Regions from separate parts of the Homo sapiens genome. Here region 1 is linked to region 2. Evidence: chromatin loops called from intact Hi-C (ENCODE). Cell type or tissue: PC-9. All regions are shown on one strand. Links, peaks and the distances in the headings refer to the core of each region. The heading gives the core; the rest is flanking DNA. Region 1 overlaps LIPG (lipase G, endothelial type). Region 2 overlaps LOC105372112 (a long non-coding RNA gene).

The links. Peaks named below come from ENCODE experiments on the same cell type or tissue, not always from the same donor. Only the 100,000 strongest peaks of a DNase experiment are listed, where the experiment ranks them.
Region 1: a loop joins it to region 2, with 6 times the contacts of the local background. A loop is called at or near these places in 4 of 110 quality-filtered maps.

The regions. Positions count from the first base shown.
Region 1 is chr18:49,562,184-49,565,091 of GRCh38, reverse strand. It overlaps LIPG (lipase G, endothelial type), which reads right to left. Exons shown (of 10, transcript NM_006033.4): 1 at 2,687-2,908. The coding sequence starts at 2,783. Among named protein-coding and RNA genes, the nearest start is that of LIPG, 1.6 kb to the right of the region's middle. RefSeq lists an enhancer at 2,328-2,828. In PC-9, for the core only: no CTCF peak of the experiment used is centred there; DNase peaks (open chromatin) are centred at 1,681 and 2,457; H3K4me3 peaks cover 2,500 bases; H3K27ac peaks cover 1,955 bases.
Region 2 is chr18:49,655,103-49,658,010 of GRCh38, reverse strand. All of the region lies in intron 1 of LOC105372112 (a long non-coding RNA gene), which reads right to left. Among named protein-coding and RNA genes, the nearest start is that of LIPG, 94 kb to the right of the region's middle. In PC-9, for the core only: no CTCF peak of the experiment used is centred there; a DNase peak (open chromatin) is centred at 1,730; H3K4me3 peaks cover 567 bases; H3K27ac peaks cover 1,802 bases.

The DNA of each region.
Region 1 (2,908 bases), core at 209-2,708, 93 kb after region 2:
TACTGTCACTCTGAAATAAATAGATCTCTCTCTTGCATTTCCCTCTTCTTTCCTATCAAAAGGAGTTCTACTTCCTTCCTACTTTTAGAGTACAGGTTCTCAGTTCTTTTTCTGAAATGCTTGGGACCAGGTGAGTTTCAGAATTTAGAAGTTTTCAGATTTTAGAAAGGCATCATGGAGCATACACCATATATTATATAATGCTGCCAGTGGGGCCTGGGCTATTCCCCCTGGATCAAACATCCTAATATTTCTGCAGAGAATACATAACCACTCACATTTGAGGGCAAATATAAAGATAACCAATAGCCTCCTGTTATCTCAGGCCAGGTTTTTGCTGCCAAATAAGTTCAGATCAGGTAAGGCCAGGTCTTGCTGCCAAACAAGTTACCAAACACATTTTCCAATTTTGAGAGTTTGTGGATTTTGGAATTGGAGGCAAGAGGCTGTTGACCTGCTGGAAAATAGGCTTCCCCTAGTGTTCCCATCTAGGGAAACTCAGGCATCCTCAGTGCCCTTTCTAGTGATGGCATGTGCCAGGCATTCATCTGGTTTGTTAAGTAAATGACTAAAGCCATGGAGAAACTCCTAAAAGCAACAAAAATCCCCCCTTCCAGCTTCACTGCTCATGCACAGTGCCACCTAGGAGACGGCCCTGCTCCCAAAGTGCAGCTCATGTCACTGATGGCCACTGTGGCTTAACACTAAGTAGGTGCTGTCATCATGACACCGTTTCAGAAAGTCATAAATGGACCCCACCCAGCACTCTTTCAGCCATCCTGGGATGCATCACTGGATAACTGGCTAGAAAGTGAGAGTATCAAACTCTCCTATCACCCAGCAGGGAAAGATGCCAAATGACCATCTTGGAGTTAATTTATCTCAGAGTTAAGAAGCAAAAGGAAGAAGATACCAAAAGGAAAGAGATATAGTGGTGGAGAGGGCGGAGGGGAAAGGAGGGAGAGAGGGGGAAGAATGCAGCAGATGTAAGAGGGATAAGGTTCCAGAAAATGCTGCTGAATGCACATGAGCGGAAGTCAGGTTAACCGTCATGAAAGTAATGAACAAAAGCCCCAACCAGCAGAAATTTGAACCACGGACATAATGAGTTCGACAACTCCCCACCTTCTACCCAGATAGCCACTCATGCAGAGGCCAGATGGGGAAACCTAGGAGAAAAGAAGTCTCCTGGATTCCTGAGACAGATCTGCGGATAAACCCACATATGGACAAAGACTCTTCCTCTTAGAGTCTGACCTGCTCTGACCCCAAAGTTCTCTAGGTACATTCCTACTACTTTTGGCCTGGGTCACTTCAGCCTCTGGGACTTTCTGATTGTTCCTCACCCAGATGTCCTCATGGCTCCTTCTCTCACCCCCTTCAGCTCTTTGCTCAATGGTCAACTTCTCCAGAAAGGCCTTCCCTGACCACATCATAAAATCGCACCACCTTCCCCCACCAACATGCCCCACCTTCCTCCTCTGCTTGATTTTTCTCCATAATACTGAGCACCACTGATACTTTAATCAGTGCACTGTCTGTCTTCCCACCACTGAAATGTAAGTGTCACAAGGGCACAGATTGCCATCTATTTTGTCCACTGCTCTCTCCCCTGCTCCCAGAATAGTGTCTGACACTAAGTAGGTATGCAGTAAATACTTTTTGCAATGAAGGAAATGACTCACACATACTCAGAGGCCCAGAACACAGAAGTTAGAAGGAACTTTAGCATTTTACAGGTGAGGAGCCAGAGATGAGACCTGCCCTAGGCAATGCTTCTAGTTAGCACCAGAGTTGGAAACATGTTGAGTAAAGCAAGGCTTTCCATTCATTCACAGTAACCCTCCCACACATACACAAGCCCACACAGACCATTTGGCACAACCTCAGCAGACTAGAAGATGAGATGATGGGGTTCAGTTTAGAGGCTCCCCAGCCCTCCACTGCTTATCAGCTGACTTAGTTCTCACTCTGATTCTGACTCCCCCAGAGCTGACTGACTCTGGCTCCCCCAGGGCAAGCTGCCTCCACTGGCAAAGGCTGCCATACAGAACCCAAGAGGAAGAGAAGCTAAAAGCCAGGAGGAGGAAAGGGAGGAGGAGTGGGAAGAGGAAGAGTCGGGGGAGCACAAGAGTGTTGAAGAGGAAAAGGCTGGCAACCTGGGGGAATAGGCCCGGCAGCTTCTAAGCACAAGCGACCCACCAGACGCTCCCTGCAAGCACGAATCAAACCAAAGCCAGCTACCCTGCCACCTGAACTTTCAAGACACCTACACCAAGATTAAAAGGCAGCTCCAGGAGACACAGCTCTGACAGCCTTCTTGCCTCTCAAACCTCCAGGTTCAGGCATGAGGACAAGGTTTCAGAGCTGCTGCCAGGCCGCTCGGCTGGCTGGACAGCACCAGCACTGGCTTAGGGAGCCGTATAAGGGAAGGAGGTGGGGGTGGGAGGGCTGGCAAGAGCCAGCGCACCCTGCCAGCCTTTGCCTTTTGCATGACTTGCCGGGAATGCCCCCATCAGACCAGCAGAGAGACAGGTGGACTCCAAGGTGGATTGGAGGAGAGAATGGGCAGCGCAGTGGGAAAGGAAGAATTTCATAGGAACAAGGAGGGTTTGAAGAATCAGCAAGACAGAGGGGACCCAGCACAGAGAAGTGGCTGGGGGGAATAAAAACAAATTCACGTTACCTTCCAGCCGTCCCTCTGGACCAAAAGGTACGGGGCTCCCCGCAGCAAAGCAATAGCAGAGGCTCCAGAAACAGAGCAGAGGAACGGAGTTGCTCATCCTGCCCCGCCACACCCCCTCCCAAGAAACAGAAGTTTTAAAAAACAAAAACCACCTCTTGGTGTTTCCAGCAATCCCGGCCGGTAAGACCCTTCTCTCGGCCAGGGGCTGGGGGACTGGAGGCA
Region 2 (2,908 bases), core at 218-2,717:
CTCTTGCTCTCATTCTCTCTCTCTCTATATATATATATATATATAAATATATATACAAATATATAATATATATAATATAAATTATATATATGTGTGTGTGTGTGTGTGTGTATTTAAATATATACTGGGCTCATGCTGGGATTACAGGCATGAGCCACTGCACCAGGCCATATATGTGTGTGTGTGTATTTAAATATATACTGAGCTCATGCTGGGATTACAGGCATGAGCCACTGCATCAGGCCGTGTGTGCGTGTGTGTGTGTGTGTGTGTGTGTATTTAGAGACAGGGTCTTGCTCTGTTGCCCAGACTGGAATGCAGTGGTGCAATCACAGCTCACTATAACCTCGAGCTCCTGGGCTCAAGTGATCCTCCCACCTCAGCCTACAGGTGTGCACCAGCTAATTTTTTTTTTAATTGTATAGACAGGGTCTTGCTATGCTGTCCTGGCCAGAGTACAGTAACTATTCACAGGCACGATTATGGGGCACTGCAGTCTTGAACTGCTGGGCTCAAGCGATCCTCCCTCCTCACTGTCCCAAAGCCCTGGGATTACAGGTGTGAGCCGCTGTGCCTGGCTATCCCATTTATGGTTTGACAGGATCCCTCCCCAGCAGCGCTGGGAATAGGCAGCAGCAGGGTGAGGATGGAAGCAGGAGGAGCAATCAGGATGCTTCCACGGTGTCCCAAGCAAGAGCTGATGGTGGTCTGCACCAGGATGGCAGAAACAGGCAGTGAGGTGGGGTATAAGAGAGTCAAGAAGGACTCCAAAGTGTTTGGCCTGAACACCTGTAAGAGTGGCGTTGCCGCTTACTGAAGGAAATGGTTAATTGGAAAAAACCAAAAGTTTGTTTTATGACTTGACTAAACAGGAGGAGAACAAAGATGATGCAAAAGGAGAAGTCAGGGACAGCATCTAGATTCCTGAAGGAGAAAGGGGTCTGCTTCTGGCCTTGGCAGAGGTGGCTTTTCCTCACAACTGTGTTCTTGATCCTTTGGAACATGGGACAACCATTGGGGTCCCTGAGGCTGCTATAGTCACATGTCTTCTTCCACTGGAGATACTTTCTTTACCTTGTGGTCTCTTCGTTTTGATGCCTCAGGTAACACAGGCCAGGACTGCCCTGGAAATGAGAAAACTGAAGGGTCAATGCCTCATCACAAGTGACAGCCATGATTGAGAACACAGGGCTGTCATATCTTCCATTTCATCGAGAGGGACTAGAAATTCAGATTTTTATGCAAAATCTTCCAGTCTTCAAATACTGTCATGCAATAGTGCAGTGGCATAATCATGGCTCACTGCAGCCTCAACTGCCCCAGCTCAAGTGATTCTTCCACCTCGGCCTCCCAAGTAGCTAGGACCACAGGTGGGCATCATCACACCCGGCTACTTTTTTTTTATTATTTGTAGAGACCAAGTCTTGCCATGTTGCCCAGGCTAGTCTTGAACTCCTGGGCTCAGCCTCCCAAAGTACTGGGGTTACAGGTGTGAGTCACCAATTCAATTTTGTTTAAAAAAATTATATAGACCACAAAACACAACAGTGGCCTGGAGGTGGCCTGAGGGCCGCCACTATGCAATCACAGCTTTAGATCATGAGCTTGTGTTCCTTTCTGACTCACTCTCCCTGCCTGTGAAGCGGCGTTGAATATCTCACACATCTGCTGGGAGGCAGAAGAATTAGACCGTGTGAGGGATTAGGCTTATCAACTTCAGGATCTACCGAAACAGAGTGGCGTTACTGCTGTGGGTTATTAAAGCCATCAAGCCTGCGGTGCAATATCCCTTCATGAATCTTTGTTGACACCGCCAACAGTGCAAGTCTCTACACTAGAGTGCAATTCAGTTACTCACATTACTCAGTTATTTAGCTGAAACTCACTTATTTATTTCCCACAGCACCTAACAGTGCCTGACTCACAATACATAATCTGAAAGTAGTTGCTGTAGGTGACGTTAGTCATTTATTCACTCATTAACTCCACTAGGATTTTTTTTCCTTTGGTACCAATTATGTGCCTACTGTTGCCCGGGGGCCACTATGGAAAATACCCAGCCTCAACCGCACCCAGGTGACCATCCAGGTGTGAAGAACACACGGACCCCTGAGCGCTCAGTGGAAAGAGGACTGTCACTGCCAAGGAAGTAAATCCAGCTGTCCAGGTTTGCCTGGAACTGAGGAGTGTCTCAGAATATGGGACTTCAAGTGCTGGAACCAGGACAGTCCAAAGTAAAGCAGGATTGCCGGTCACCCTGAGTAGAATAACTAATAGTCACAAACATAGACTCAAAATCAGACATCGCGCAGTCACCCCTTTCCCACTGTCCTGGCTGTGTGATCTTAGACAAGTTACTTAACCTGTCCAAGCCTTTGTTTTCTTAGTTATAAAATGAGAATCTATCTTGTGAAGTGCTTTGAAGGACTAAATGAGAAAATACTCACTGTAAACATTCAATAAATGGCAGCCACCATCATCGGCATGATTCCTGGTAAAGGGGGAAAACTGTGGTTCTCCGACATTCCCAACACATTGTGTTTGTCCTTTTGTGGCGGGATCCTCAAGACCCAGCAGCTGCTCTCATGGTAATAACTCTGTGGCCTACTCCTCTTGGGGAGGACAACTCTGATCTGTTTTCTGAGGCTGGACGCAACATGAAGGAGGTCTTAGAACATTTTAACCAATTAAAGAGCTGAAAGGAGAAGTCAGTTACAATGGCAAGCAGCTACCTGGGTGATAACGAAATCCACGCACAATCAAGATATTCCACCTTCGTAGCAGGGATGTCTGGAGGGGCTGCAGAGTCCCCCCTTCTGCCCTCTATATTCCAAATGGGTTGTAGGCAGCACATACAAGACAACAGGCAACATTTTGACCCCTCCCCAAATTAAAAACCAAGGACATA